Regions from separate parts of the Mus musculus genome. Here region 1 is linked to region 2. The links are chromatin loops, found by intact Hi-C in ENCODE. Cell type or tissue: heart. All regions are shown on one strand.

Evidence for each region. A loop is a pair of places that touch in the nucleus more often than their neighbours do. Peaks named below come from ENCODE experiments on the same cell type or tissue, not always from the same donor. Only the 100,000 strongest peaks of a DNase experiment are listed, where the experiment ranks them.
Region 1: a loop joins it to region 2, with 3.0 times the contacts of the local background. A loop is called at or near these places in 5 of 42 quality-filtered maps.

What each region holds. Positions count from the first base shown.
Region 1 is chr14:66,807,877-66,815,876 of GRCm38, reverse strand. It overlaps Dpysl2 (dihydropyrimidinase-like 2), which reads left to right. Exons shown (of 14, transcript NM_001378767.1): 9 at 290-446; 10 at 781-922; 11 at 2,581-2,751; 12 at 7,836-8,000. Among named protein-coding and RNA genes, the nearest start is that of Gm5464, 57 kb to the left of the region's middle. In heart, a CTCF peak has its summit at 4,718 (motif pointing left); DNase peaks (open chromatin) are centred at 4,126, 4,716, 6,366 and 7,026; H3K27ac peaks cover 1,834 bases.
Region 2 is chr14:67,185,083-67,193,082 of GRCm38, reverse strand. It overlaps Gm30438 (a long non-coding RNA gene), which reads right to left. Exons shown (of 8, transcript XR_874742.2): 8 at 3,871-4,285. Among named protein-coding and RNA genes, the nearest start is that of Gm30806, 12 kb to the left of the region's middle. In heart, CTCF peaks have their summits at 4,160 (motif pointing right) and 7,030 (motif pointing right); DNase peaks (open chromatin) are centred at 3,982, 4,202, 4,552 and 5,232; H3K4me3 peaks cover 1,296 bases; H3K27ac peaks cover 967 bases.

The DNA.
Region 1 (8,000 bases), 380 kb after region 2:
TTTATGATTTCTGTTCCCTATCTAGAATTAGACATGATAAATAACATGTATTGTGTTTAGGATTGCCTCAGGAAAGAGGGCGAAGTCCACAGAACAGGGCATCTTAGTACACACTTGGCTGCCTAGGGTTCTGGACTTCGGCCTTCGGTGTTGTCACCTGTGAGATGAGGCTGTACCCCAAGAAGGGAGTGCTGAGGGCAATCTACAGTGCCGAGCATATAGCAATGCCTGCTAAGAGTGGTCTCTTGTTCTTAGTGTGTCAGACTGAGCCATCTGTGCTCTTTTTCAGGAACTGTGGTGTATGGTGAGCCCATCACGGCCAGCCTGGGGACTGATGGCTCTCATTACTGGAGCAAGAACTGGGCCAAGGCTGCGGCCTTTGTCACCTCCCCACCCTTGAGCCCCGACCCAACCACTCCAGACTTTCTCAACTCGTTGCTGTCCTGGTGAGTACCGCTGACTCACTCACATCCACACGCTAGAGCAACTCAGAGCAAAATGAGTCCGTAGGTGACGGCACGGTGGTGGCTGAGAACAGGCTTAAAAACAGACCTTTATTGGCCGAAGTTAGGGTCGCTAAGTGAGAACAAGGAATCAATCTGTCGCCATCTTGGGTGGGACTTCCTGATATTAACCTGGGCCATTCTGACCAGTCAGCTGAAGGAAGGGTCTGAGTGAGCGCCAGGATGGTGGGCAAGACGTCATCTGTGAAATGTCTCACCAGACAGATGGAGGTAGGCTGCTCAGCAAGGAAGCCTCATGTCATGTGTTTCCTTCCAGTGGAGACCTCCAAGTCACTGGCAGTGCCCACTGCACCTTCAACACTGCCCAGAAGGCTGTGGGGAAGGACAACTTCACCTTGATTCCCGAGGGCACCAACGGCACTGAGGAGCGGATGTCTGTCATTTGGGATAAAGCTGTGGTAAGGACTGATGGCCTTCCTCGTGGCTGGCCCATGCATGCCCCTGTCGCTGTGGGTGTGGGGCTAACGTTGGCCAGTTGAGAACATTCTAGAAACTAGAACTTGGAAGATGATATTTCTCCTGAATGGAAATCCAAGATGAGATTCCCTAAAAGCACATTTCCTTCTAAATATTCCTGCATCAAGGAGGAAATGGCTTCCTCAGTCCCCTGCTGACCTTCTCAGTCAAGAGTCCTCAACTCCGGTTCCTTGAGAGTGTGGCTGAGGACATCAAGGCTTGGTATTCAGACCCACCGTGGGCTTCTGCTCAACCTGTTTTGGACAGATACTGATCTTGGGGATTTGGAAGCTTTTTTCCTTCTGATGTTTGACAATACAGTAACAGTATTTAGTAACAGTAAATCAGTGGGTTTCCTGATTCTTAGTGAACTCTTACATCTTGTGAGTGAACATCACCTTGTTTCAGAGGAAAGCTACAGTGAGTGGGGAGTATCCTCGGGCTTTGCCAGCACTTTGTGTGCACAGCAGGTCAGCCTGCTGGTGACATTAGCATCACACACAGTGTCACAGCCTGTCAAAAACAATTCCTAACATCTCATGCAGCGTTCTTAAATCCACAGGAGGAACAAAAGACTTATTTTTATCTCCGCCCCCCAACCCCTGGAGACAGGGTGTCTCTGTGTGGCCTGGGTTGGCCTGAAACTGGCAATGTAGATTAGGCTGACCTCGAACTCACAGAGATCCATCTGCCGCCGCCTTCCCAGTGCTGGGATTAAAGGCGTGGCCACCACACCCATGGAAAACCTTGTTTCCTCCTAACACCAACAGTAATTTGTCTCTAATTCTTTGACTGGACATTTGTGATGCTCCTAATTTTTCTTTTAACTGAGATGCATATCCGTAGAGACATATCCTTGGGTATATCTTTAATTATGTTTGTAGGAGAAGTTTCTGGAAGTAACTTGGGCAGGCCAAGGGGAATCTATTAAAGACTGAATTTATATTGTTAACATAATGCAAAGATTACATCTGACACAATGCATGACACTTCTCGCTGGGTTTTAGGAGTAGAACCCCCAAAACACTATTGAGTTGGTGAATTTTGTCTTTGTTATTTGACATTCAATTTCTTTGGTTGCTGATTGGGTTGAATTTTTTAATATGCTTTTTTGGCCATTTAATTTTTTTCTTCCTCGTAGTGCACACTCATATCCTTGGTCTCCTGTGTTTAGAATGGAAAGATTTCAGGAAATGATTGGCCCTTACCTTGGAAAGCCAGATGCTGGGTTGAGACTTACTGACTAGAAGCCCAGACCTGTTGGGAACTTTATTGAAAGGGAAATCCCAGGATGAATTGCATGCCAACATACCTTCAGCTTTCTGACCCTATCCATGTATGTGTGTGTGTACTCTGTACCCTATCCGTGTGTGTGTGTGTGTGTGTGTGTGTGTGTGTACTCTGTACCCTATCCTTGTGTGTGTGTGTACTCTGTACCCTATCCATGTGTGTGTGTGTACATGCTCTGTACCCTCTCCATGTGTGTGTGTGTGTACTCTGTACCCTCTCCATGTGTGTGTGTACATGCTCTGTACCCTCTCCATGTGTGTGTACATGCTCTGTACCCTCTCCATGTGTGTGTACATGCTCTGTCCTGCAGGTCACTGGGAAGATGGATGAGAATCAGTTTGTGGCTGTGACCAGCACCAACGCAGCCAAAGTCTTCAACCTTTACCCCCGGAAAGGTCGCATCTCGGTGGGATCTGATGCTGACTTGGTCATCTGGGACCCTGACAGTGTGAAGACCATCTCTGCCAAGACACACAACAGTGTAAGGCTTGCCTGTCTTGAGTAGACATGTGTGCTGCAGGCAACAAGAGACAGGGGTTCAGGAAACCTCAATCGGATAGGAGTAAAGTTTCCCCAGGATGTATTGCTAACTTGCAGTGTCCCAAGGGCCAGACTGGCCCTATCACTTTCTTTATTGAGATCCACAAGACTAAGACTCTTGGGCACATTTCAGAGGCAATAGCCGCTGTCCTTACACCTTTAGGGTCCCTAGAGCAGAGGTTTTTTAGCCCTTGGGTTGTGACCCCTTTGAGGGTTGAATGACCCTTTGACAGGAGTCACATATCAAATATCCTGCATGTCAGATATTTAATTATGATTCATAACAGTCGCAAAACTACAGTTATGAAGTAGCAATGAAAATAATTTTATGGCTGGGGGTCACCACAACATATTAAAGGGTCACAGCACTAAGAAGGTTGAGAGCCACTGGCCCAGAGTGATTTTAGGTCCTCAGAAGCTTCTAGAAGTCAGTCAACACTGTGTTGTCGTGGTTTGTGTGGTGTGTTTACTGCAAGGGATCCAGCTAGAGCAGCCAGTGTCTGTTCCCGAGGCGGCATTGGGCACTGCCATTTCCTGTCAGTCCTCTCTCAGGAGTGATTGACCGCTATGCTTCTTGTCCTAAAGGAAGAAGAAATAACCCAGGTTAATAGGTCACAGTTTAGGAACTACAGAATTTGGGGAAGCTTGTGGTCACAGAGCTTGCAGATGTTAGTATCTGTTAGTCGGTTAGCATGCTGGCGTTTCAACTGAGAACCAGGGATTCACGTGTTCTGCTAGTTTATAGATTCAGTGAGCCCAGAGCTATCAGACACCCGCAGCTCCTCCCAACCTAAAATCCTGACAATCTAAAATCCTCTCTCTTGGACAGAAGGTTTTGGGTGGGGTATGCTGGGTTCAGTGCCAGCTTCTTTGGTACCTGTGGGCGCCTTCATGGTGGGTACTTCGTGGGGAGGGAGATGGCTGGACTCCATATTTATAACTGGTTTTGCCCTGCCGGTTCAGCAGAGCCTTAGTGCCAAGCCGGCTTAAATTTGTACCATCCATCTTGGGCTCCTCAGTGGCGCCCTCAGGACTGACCTTTCTGTGCGTATGCCTATTATTTCATAATCCTCCTCTTAATCTGACCTTCTCACTAAAGGGTCCGGTGTGATTATCCTAAGTGAGAAGATAAATAACCTCGAGGTGCAGAGAGCTTAAGTGACCCGTCTAACGTTACATAGTGATCTTGCGGTCGAGCCAGAATTAGAAGCCTTAATTTTTCAACATTCTTCCCTCCCAGACTGCGTATGCATGTGCAGGGTGGGGTGGGGAAAGTCCTGTCCCTCTTCTGTAGTGTCCCCTCCCCAAAAGGGCTGCCATGGCTCATCAAACACACAGGTGACCGGGCTGCTAGGTGGCATTGGGACCTCCCTGCCTGGATGGACGAGAGAGCAGGGGAGAGTGAAGGTTTGGGAAGACAGTTGCTGCTCACATGACATTTTTCTGGGGGGAGGGGGTAAAATATGGCAGTTTTTATTTATTTCTTCCATGGCAAGACAAACAGAAAATCAAATGGTTGGCATTGGGTATCATCACCCTGAAGACAGAGAAACAGAGAAATTCAGAAAACTGTACAAGAATCAACAAGAAAAAATCCTAGCATAAAGAAAGGAAATAAACGCAAAAATTCCACAGTTATGTACTGTTTTTTACAGACAGGAAAGGGAATATAGCATAAGTTTACATTAAATTCTCTAAATTCCTAAAAAATAAATTTCTGGGGATTTATACAGCTTACAAACGCAACTATAAAAGTATCAAAAGCCTTCTTCTACATTTTCATAATGTTGGCATAGGATGTTAGATGTAATCTGAGGAAATATGATCACATCGCATTTTTATCTCACTCTGTTCCGGGCAGTATCCCGCGCAGCCCTGCCAAACACCTCATTGTCTCCCCCTGCTGTCGGGGCTGGCGTTAAGCATGCCTGTGTGACACTGCCCATCTGGTGAAGTACAAACAAGATTCTAGGTTCTGTCTTCAGTGTGGAACAACCGAATCCACAACCCGATTGCTAATCCTCCCTTAGGATTTTCCAGGATTCCAACTTGCTCTGTAATTTTTGGAAACGCATGCGGGTGAAGTTGAAATGTCCGTGCTTTGTGGTGGTTGCAACCTCCCACCTCAGCAAACGGCAGGAGCTCTGATATCACATCTTTGAGCATCTTTAAATCACTTAGAGCAGAGGTGTTCAATCTGTGAATTTCGACTCCTTGACAGGGGTTGCATATCTGCTATGCTACATATAAGATGCTTACATTACAATTCATAACTAGCAAAATTACAGTTGGGATGCAGCAATGAAAATAGTTTTACAGTTGGGGTCAGCACAACATGAGTCAGTGTATTAAGTGTCACAGCCTTAGGAAGGTTGAGAACCACCGACTTAGAGTCATGGTGCTGCTTCCCTCTGTATTTTAAGGGAGAGGGGGACATCGGTCTAAAAGCCTTACCACCAGCTCCCTCCTAGGTCACTAGCCCCAGTTTGTGTGTTATCCAAGGCCTTGGGTACCAGGGGTCAGTGCTCATGCAAAATGCAGGGATCAGCCAGCGGTGGACAGGGGACTGGGTGCTTTTGTGACCTGTATCCTTTCTGATGTTAGGGACGTCAGAGAAGTATGTAAAGTCACTTCACTGATGGATGGCAGGCCTGGGATGAAAGGGACCAAGGTCAAGGCTGTGTTTGGAGATGAATTGTTAGTGATGAAGTGATAGGGAAGAGGTAGGCTTCGCCTTTATCTTAGAGGATGCTCACCCCTTTCCAAGGTCATTTCAGAGGAGACTGGATCCCCTCACCAAAGGTTCTTTTTGTGTCGGTGCCACACCACATGTGTCTTACTGAGGAACCGTAAGTACTCAGGCAGGCTTTAAGTGACACGGTCCACTGTTATTCAGTGCCCATCTTTTGCCATGTCCAAGACAAATCCAATCGTGCGGTACGTGATGAAGGACAACACCTGAGATGAGGTCTTTAGTTGGGGACTGGGAAAAAAAAATAAAGGCAGAGCTGGCATGTTCTTCGTATGGGATCAGGGAGATGAAGATCTGTCCTTGGGGAGGTCGTGTGAAAGATCCCACTATGCCTCTGCTTCAATATTTCTGAGTTCGAGGCCAGCCTGGTCTACAGAGTGAGTTCAAGGGTAGCCAGGGCTACGTAGAGAAACCCTGTCTCGAAAGACCCTCCAAAAAATGGCCATGGGGGCGAAGGTCTCTCTTGAGACTCTGAACTGGAAACTGGCGCCCATACAGGCTTTAGGTTTAAATTCCCATTGCCTGGGCGGGCCTCACAGCCTTGAGCTGAAAAGGCTGTGTGGGATACCTCAGAGGTGGGTGGCTGCATCCCTTGGGTACTCCCTGGAGAATCTGGCTCCCTCTGGCTATTATGTTTACACAGTCAGCTCTGGTCAGTGGCAGATGTGAGACATGATGGCCCCCAGCATCTTAGGATTCTCGTGAGGAGCCGCTTGCGTGTAGCCACATCTCTCTACTTCTGTTTACGGCAACCTCCCTGTTTCTCTGTGGAGTCTCTGAGCTGTGCTGGCAGCAGTCCTTGCACTTCCCGGGCAGTGCTCCTTTTCCACATGGGAATGCATGCTGCTCTGCCCTTTCTCTGTCCCTCCCTCCCCCAGCCGCCGCTCCAGAGAGCAGAGATGACCTGTGACCCGGTTGTTGGTGTGGCTCTGCCCTCTCACAGAGCCTCAAGGGCAGTGATTCCCAATGTTCCTAATGCTGGGACTCTTTGATACAATTCCTCATGTTGCGGTGACTTCCCCAACCATCAAATTATTTTGGTTGCTGCTTCACAGCTGTAATTTTGCTACTGTTATGAGTCATAATTTAAAATCTGTTTTTTTTTTCTGATAGTCCTAGGTTACCCCTGTGAAAGGGTCATCCTATCCCCCAAAGGGGTCTTGACCCACAGGTTGAGAACCACTGCCCTAGTTTTTCCCCCTCCATTGGCCTGTGTTTTCCCAGAAGCCCATGCTCTGTGCCACATGTTACCCATTTGTTAGCCATTTGTTCCTGAAAGGCAGTCATGTGGAGAGAGCTGTAGGCGTTCAGCCTGAGCTGAGCCAGAATTAAGGACACCACTCTGACTTACAGAGCTTTCTGTGTCAGAAAGCCTCTTGTTTTCTGTCGCTTCCGACTGACAGACAAACGCACTGGCAGGCAAACCACCTGTTTCCCGTGAGGGTGTGCCAAATTGCCTGTTTTCACTCTCTGTGACATGAGCCCCCAAACAAGGGTGGGTCGTTTAGGAAACTAAACCTCAATCCTGTCATGGGCTTGTTGTCTTTTATGTGCCACCAGTCCACGCAGTTGGGGACGTTTGGTTTAACCACAGGATGCTTAAGTCCGTGAGAAAACGGCCTCGTTTTGCAATTTAGTTTGGACCTTGTTCAGAGGCGAGCCTTGGGAGTTCAATCTGCACAGGGGAGAGTTGGTGGAAATGGGAAGACAACCCCACCCCACCCCATTAGTGTTTCTCTTTTCCCTTCTTTTTTTTTTTTTTTTTTTTTATAGAATTGTGGATTGAATCCAGGGCCCTGTGCATTCTAAGAGTTCAGCCACTAAGTTCTACCACTGAGATTCACATCTCCACTCTGAGCTACATCTTCGCTCCACTAAATCGCCCAGGCTGGCCTTGAACACACTCTAGCTCAGACAGGGTCTTGACCTGAGATCTTACTGCCCCAGAATTCCGGGTGTATAGGTCTGCCTCACAAGACCCACCCAGAATGATTTTCTTTTTATTTGTAAAGCATTTACACACACACACACACACACACACACACACACACACACACACACACACACACACTATTGTTATTTTCTTCAGCTATTGCCCTCTCAGATTTGGAGTTGTGGATGAGATGAGTTCAGATTCTAGGCAGAGAAAGCATGGGTCCCTGGGGTGGCCAGCAAGGACAGACAGCCTTCTTCTCTGGGGTTTGTCAGTAAACTCCATTTCCTTGAGTCCAGGGGCAGGGATTGCTCTCATGATGGCTTGTCTCTTCCCTCAGGCTCTTGAGTACAACATCTTTGAAGGCATGGAGTGTCGCGGCTCCCCACTGGTGGTCATCAGCCAGGGCAAGATTGTCCTGGAGGACGGCACACTTCATGTCACTGAAGGCTCAGGACGCTACATTCCCCGGAAGCCCTTCCCTGACTTTGTGTACAAACGCATC
Region 2 (8,000 bases):
TGGTGCTATGTGAAGATAGTTACAGTGTATTCATATAGATAAACATATCTTTTTAAAAATTCTTCTTAGTCCATTACTTCTCAATTTGGCATCAGACAAATTCTAAGGACAAAAACAGAAAGCAGCCAAAATATCACAAGAATGGTCGCTAGCCCAGTTGCTAATATACTCCAACTGAACCTTCTCAATATGGGCCTTCATAGTCTATATGGAGACTTCATGTAGACACTTTCCCTTTCTAAGTCCAAGGTCCCAGTCTTCCACATTCCTCAGTGTAGCCAGGTCTGTCACATTTTCTGTCCTGGTTATTTGTTGCTGTGAAGAGACATCATGGCCAAGGAAACTTGTAGAACGACGTTTATTAGGGGCTTACAGCTTCAGACAGCGAGTCAGTGATCATCATGGTGGAGACCATGAAGCACAGCTTCAGACAGTCAGGCATAGTGTTGTAGCCGTAGTTGAGAGCTTAGGTTTTGTGGCAACAACTACAAGGCAGAGAGAGAGAGAGAGAACGAGAGAGAGAGAGAGAGAGCTAGGTCTAACTGGGAATGGCATGACCTTCAATCCTGCCCCCAATGGCACACTTCCTCCAACAAGGCCACACCTCCTAGTCCTTCTCAAACTGTCCCATCAACTGCAGACTGAGCCTTCAAATATATGAACTGGGGATTGGGGGTGGGGCATTTTCATTTAAACCACCACACCACAAAACACCTCATCTTGGCCTAACGTAATAGCTGTACGGCAAGAACTCCATAGCAACTGCCTAACAGAAGGGAGAAAGTAAGGGAAGGAGGGAAGAAAGAAGGAAGGGAAAAATGGATAACCAACATTTACAAAGAAGAGGTTTGCTTTGACTCATGGTTTCAGAGGTTTGGGTCTGTGCTGCTTGGTTCTCTTGCTTTGGGCCTGTGGTAGCACAGTACATCATGATAAGAACATGCCAGGGAACTGCTCATCTCATCACAGCTAGGAAACAAAGACACAGGAAGAGCTTGGGTTCCAATACACTCGTCGAGGGCATGATTTCAGTGACCTAACCTCCTTCCATTAGGCCCTACCTACTAATCAGTTCACTACCTACCAATAATGCTACAGGTTAGGAACCAAACCTCAACACAGCATCTTTCAGAAAGAGTCTAGATCCAAAATGTAGTCTACTGCCATCCGTTCTCAGCTTGCATTGGCCTTCAGGCAAGCCAGGCCCTTTCACACAAAGCCCTGTATCTAACAAAGGATTTCACAGAACCTATGGAACATTCTATAGGAATAGGAAAAAATAAATAAATGGTCGCATGGAAAGCTCATCGCACCACTGTAAAGTCAAGAAATAGTGCTTGATCTTTAGCAACCAGATAGGAGCTTTGTTTGTTCGTTGGTTTGCTTTTCAAGAGAGAATTTCTCTGTGTGGCCCTGGCTACTGGAACTTGCTCTGTAGACCAGGCTGGCCTTGAACTCGGAGATTCACCATCCTCTGCCTCCTGAGTGCTGGGATTAAGGGTGTGTGTCATCACCACCTGGCAAATTGGAGTTCATTTAAAGAGGCGTGGCATCATGCACTCTGAAGAAAGACTCTGAGGCCAAGGAAACAGGAATAATAAAGAGGTGGCTGGCTAGGAAACAATATATGTAACACTTCCTGCCTTTTTGTGCAGAAAAAAAAAATCAATATTCAAGTGTTCCCAACCAGATAAATTTCAGTGGGAAGCAAGCGTAGTGTGGTTCCGGTTCCCACGTGTGAAATGCAGGGGCCTTGCGCTGGGGTCTGTTGTTTTATTGGATGCTGAAAACCCAGCTTTAAAGTCTGGGAGTTCAGTTCGACACAGAGCATATGCTAAGCGTTTGCCAAGCCCTGAGTTCATCTGGAGCTCTGCATGGATGAGCCTGCAGTCCTCATGAGGAGACAGTGCTCAGCAGGTGAAGAGCAGAAAACTATTTCAAGTCATGAGTGTGTGTGTGTGTGTGTGTGTGTGTGTGTGTGTGTGTGTGTACGGGTGTGCATGTATACACACATTATTTGACTTGCTGGCTTTAATTGTGGGCCTAGAAGGGATCTTTTCTCAGGCTGGAGAGATAGCACAGTGGTTAAGAGCACATGCTGCTCTTGCAGAGGACCCAAGTTCGGTTTTCAGCATTCACACAACAGCTCACAACTGCCTTAATTCCAGTTGCAGGGACTCTCTCTTTCTCTCTCTCTCTCTCTCTCTCTCTCTCTCTCTCTCTCTCTCTCTCTCTCTCTCTCACACACACACACACACACACACACACACACACACACACACACACACACATCTTTTAAAAGAAAAATAAATATTAAAAAATAAAGTCTCCCTGTCAATTCTTTATAATGCCTGTGCCTATTGTGAGCCAGGAATGGTAGTAGTAAGGACAGTGCCCAACACTGACAACACAGAAATAAAGGCCCCTGACTGACTGTACTTCCCAGGCCACAGAAAGCAGAGAGTGACCAAAAGTCAACAGAAGAGATAGTTTGGAGATTTACTGCTTGAGGAATGAGGACTAACCATGCAGGTTTCCAGAGACAGGTAGTAGTCGTAGGAAGTTAATAGCATGCCATTTCCAGAGATATACCCCAGATCTCAGGACTGGTTGTTTGGAAATTTTAGCCCCACCACACCCTGTGTCTCTTTCTGTAATAAATGTTTTGTAATGTACTTTTACTAAAGTTAAATCAGTATGCTACCCACATACAAGTTTTAGTATAAAAATGTAAATAAGAACATACAAAATAATACATATTCGGATATGTGAATATTCGGACAGTTATGTTATAAAACATCCTGTTTCAGATGCAAGCAGCCATGTGGCTTGAGACAGCTATAAGCGCAGACTGATACATTTGTATTTTACTATGATTCAAACAGCAGGCATGGAGCTATATCTGCAGTGGTGGCAACTTTCCTTTAAGCTGTCAACAAAACAAAGGCCAAACACTGCCCGCATCCACTCACCTGAGGTACTGAGAACCCACAAGCTCACGGAGACTGAAAGTAGATCAGAGGAAGCCCTGGCTAGAGGAGGCAGGATGGGAGTTCCTGATTACTGACTACCCTGTCTCTGTTTGGAGTCATGGAAAAGATTTGGAGATTGACAGAAACGATGGTTTCATAGCATTCTGAATACAAGTCAGCCACTGATGTTGTTCACTTAGAAATGGCTAAAACGGTGCCTGGAATATTGTATAGATTTTGTTGTAATAAAAGCTTCATCTGGCTACGGTGATAAGTGCAGTTCCAGTTCTTGGGAAGAAACGGAGGCAGGAGGATTACATGTTTCAGGTCAGCATGGGCTCCATAGAAAGAATAAGGGAAGGAAGGAAAGAAGGAAAGAAAGGAGGGAGGGAAAGAGGAAGGGAGGGAGGGAAAGAGGAAGGGAGGGAGGGAAAGAGGAAGGGAGAGAGGGGGAGGGAGGGAGGGAGGGAGGGAGGAAGGAAGGAAGGAAGGAAGGAAGGAAGGAAGGAAGGACCTTCAAAAAACTTGTTTGTAAATAAAATGGAGCTGGTCCTAGCTCTGGACTATACAAAGCAAGAGTCTGTCGCAGAAAATAAGAACGGGGTGGGAATGGTAGCAAGAAATGAAGTAAAGGACGGTGGGAGAGAGAAAGGAGGGTCTTACAGAAAGTCCTTTATGTTTATAAATGGAATAGACCTGGTCCTAGCTCTGAGAGTTAATGCATGGCATTCACCTACACAAATGTCCAGCAGGATATCTGAAAAACCTCCTAAGACAATATGAACTATCCTACTAGATGTCCAGCATGGCGGGTCAGCGCCACTAAATGCCAGTAAGGCTCCCCTTTATTGTGATGACCAAAAAAAAAAAAAAAAAAAAAAAAAAAAAAAAAGCCCAGGTTCAAATTGCCTTCTAGAAAGCAGCTCCGCCCCTCTTGAGAGTTAGGAGGCAGGAAGTGAAGAGAGAGCCTAGGCGGCGCCTGGGTTCTGGCCAAGGGCGTGCCTGAAGTCCTGGGGGAGCACGGGGGCAGAGGGCTCTGTAAAGCAATCAGCAGAAACCCAGATCTCCGGTAAACGGATCTAGCTGGAGGATAGAGAGTTAAAGGGAAAGGGACACATGAACTACTCGGTGAGGTTTAGTCCTGTTTTTATCCTTAACAGTGTCTCGGTTTCACGGTCGCAAAGCTCATTGCGCTCCCCTGCCAGACGGTGGAGCTAGAGAGCCTCGTACAGATCCCGGTCCACTGGGTTCAGGTTTGAGGCAGGGCTGACTCAGCCCTCCACGGATGACACAGCAGGATCGTCGACTGTGACCTGCAAGCAACAGCTTCATTTATTAAATAATTAGCTAATTCTTTTTTTTTCCCATTTAACTTTATCGACCTATTACAGGTAGGGCGATGGCATTGGAAGGTTCAGACAGAAACCACTAAGATAAGACGGGACTCTGACCCTGACTCTTAAGCAAGAAATTAAAATCTCTTGCAATCTTCTAAGTGTCCCTAGGCAACACGCCCAGTGGAGCTGCCCTAGTCCCCTCCTCCTCCCTGCGGACAGCCAGGACTTCTACAGGAGGTGGAACACAAGCAGTCACGCAGTGGCTCCGCCCACTTCCTAGCCAATCACTGCACAGCCTTCTCCCTCCTTCCTGGAGGCAGGCACCCGAAGGATGTCGACGCGTTTAAACAAGCCATTTCAAAGGTTTAAGGGCTTGGGAGGTAGTGACTTCCACAGGATGCTAGAGGGTCCTGGTTGCAGTTGTGATTCTAAAGCTGGCACTGTTGGAAAAAAACGTAGTTGGTAGATAAGCTGGTGGAGGTGGATTGTTTACCTCCTGAGGCTCTGTGCGCACATCGCAGGCACAAAAAACGGAATGGAAAACCTCTATTGTCACCTTTTCTACCTCTTTGGAGGTGGGGGCAAAAGGCTACCTGATGCCAGTGTTGTTTGGTGAACCGTTCAACCATCCCTCCCAGCAGTTGCAGAACTCTACTTTCTGGACTCCTGGCAGCTGCCAGGCATCTCCGTGCCATATACTAGATTCTGGCCTGCAAGAGCCAAGTCTGGTTAGTCCTTGCAAGCTGAGCCCTTTCTGTACTGTAATCAATGCAATGGTGAGTCCTCTGGACTAATAACCAGGGCAACTACACCACCAACATCATCAACATCATCTTCACCACCACCCATCCACCCACACACGCTTTTACAGCATCTCACTCGATCCAGGCCACACCTGGCCAGGCAGGTGCCCTTGTTATGCCCATTTTACAGATAAGGAAATAGGAGGCTCAAGTCACCTGCCTGGAATGCAGCAGAACCACTCTCAGCAAATCCCTTACAAAGGCAACCTAATTTGGTTCACAGTTTAAAGGGGGGCGGGGGAGCCGGGATGTGTCAAGCACGGTGGGGAAGGCACAGCAGCAGGAAGGTAAGACAGCTAGCTGGTCCTGGGTATGAGTGCTTTGCCTGCCTGCATGTGGTTGACATGCATGCAGTGCCTGCACAGGCCAGAAAAGGGTGTCGGATCCCTGGAACTGGAATTAGAAGGTTGTGAATTGCCATATGTGTGCTAGCATCCAAACCCAGGTCCACATACTGCAACTGACCCTGGAGCTCAGTGCTTCAGCTAGTCTGGCCACTCAGCTTGCTCCGGGGATTCTCTGTCTCTGCCTCCCACCAGTGATGAGGTTATAGGCAATCGCTTTATCCACTGAGCCATCTCCACAGCCCCACACTTCAGCTATTTTAAACCGCCAAACCTTTGATACCTTTTTGTGGCAGCCAAGAGGACAGTGCCCAGCGGTGCTGCTGTGTCTGGGCAGACACCATGAGTCTGGATGTGGGAGTCTAAAAACAGCCACCATCCACTGTCAGGTACATGGAATGTTACTGTTTGCATGAAACCCAAAACCGGTGAGGACAAGAACAACAGATTGTTCTTGTCCTAGTTAGGGTTATCATTGCTGCGATCAAACACCACAACCAAAAACAATGTGGGGAGGAAAGAGTTTACCTGGCTTGCACTTCTCCTGCACTGTTCATGGAAGGAAGTCAGAGTAGAAAATCAAACAGGGCAGGAACCTGGGGGCAGGAGCTGATGCAGAGGTCATGGAGGAGTGCTGCTTGCTGGCTTGCTCCTCATGGCTTGCTCAGCTTGCTTTTTTCTAGCACTCAGGAGCTCCAGCTGAGAGGTGGCACCACCCACAAGGGTCCAGGCCCTCCCCTATGAAACTCTAATTATGAAAATGTCTTCCAGTCTTGGGCACAGCCTGATTGTATGGAGGCATTTTCTCAATCGAGGTTCCTTCCTCTCAGATACCTTAAGCTTCTATAAGTTGACATAAAGCAATCCAGGCAACTCCTCTCTCTTCCATCCTCCCAACCTCTTTCTTGTCTGTTTTGTGCCCAATGTCTGCGTGTGAGAGGGGTTTCTGTGAGGGAAGGAATAGAGAGTGGGGAGCTTAGGAGCAAGCCGTTAGTAACGAAAAGGAACTATGTGAACTTGAAGTGGTATCTTCATCTCTGCATGCCCTGCTCGACCACAGCATCTTCCTTTATGTATCTAGGCAGAAATAGAAGTAGTTCAACCCCAACAGTCTTAGCAGTCCTCTGATGATGCTTCAGAAGCACTTACAGCTGCTGCAGATGTCCTAACTGGTAGGCGCGCAACCATTACTTTAAATATAGTGTGCACTACACGGGCTATGACATCTGGTAATTTAACGTGCTGATAACAAAGTAAATATGTGACCAGTGTGACTCATGCTTAAACCGCCTCTTCTGTATGGCTTCCTTCCGTAATTCTATTACTGTTCATGCATTTAAAAGTCTCATTTAGGAAAGAGGTCAAAGGTGACAAAGAAGTTGTGAACTAAACCCTTGTGAGGCATTTAAAACGGGGTCTGCTGCATAGTTGTTCCTTGATAGCTGAATCCATGATCCCCAAAGATACCAAACTGTAGATAGTCAAGTCCACTTCCCTTCCTGTTTTAAAATTTCTTTTTAACGGTGTCTTTTTGTTTATGTAAATGTGCATGACTGTGTATGTGTCTTATGTAGTGTAGGTGCCCGTGCGGACCAGAAGAGGGCACTGGAGTTACAGATGGTTGAGCCTGTCTCTGTGTTTGTAATATGCAGTGTATGTGCCTGTGCAGAGCAGAGAGGGCACTGGAGTTACAGGTGGCTGTGAGCTACCAACAAGGGTCCTGACAACTTGAATCTCTACAGGAAGTGCTCATAAGTGACAAGATATATCCCCTCTCTAGCCTTTATATTTAAAAAAATAAATAAGAGTAACTATCACCTACACATATTCTTCCGCATGTTTTATTAATAAATCATGTCTAAGTGACTAATAAGATCTAATTCAATGTAAGAACTAAATGGGAATAATTGTTATACTGGATCACTTAGGAAATTATACCAAAGAAAATATCTGTACCTAGGAGGCTGGGAATCTCCTGATGTTGTGTGTCTCTTTGCAGCCTTGCTTGATTTCTTTTATTTTGTTGGCTTTTTTAAAAAGAATTATTGATTTTATGTATGTGAGTATGATGCAGCTGTCTTCAGACACACCAGAAGGGGGCATCAGATCCCATTACAGATGGTTGTGAGTCACTATGGGAATTGAACTCAGGACCTCTGGAAGAACAGTGGCCTTAACCTCTGAGCCATCTCTCCAGTCCCTCCCTCCCCCCATTTGTTGGTTTTCGAATGCAATTTTATCTAGAAACTTAGCCTACGCATTAGACAGAAGGAAAGGCTCCTGACTGGGGCGGTAGAAAGTAAGGTGCTGACAGCCCACCAGCCTTCTCACTTTCCATTGCTGGAGGTACGCCGTCTCACACACAATTTAATTTCCGGTGCATATTCAACCCACGATGCATTGAATGCACAGATGTGGAACTCACAGACACAGAGGATCAACTGCCCTTCATAAATGGCATCTTGAAATGTCTTCAAGGGCAGGGGAGATAGCTCAACAGGTGAGCATTTTCTGAAGCAGCATGAAGATAGGCGTTTGGATCTC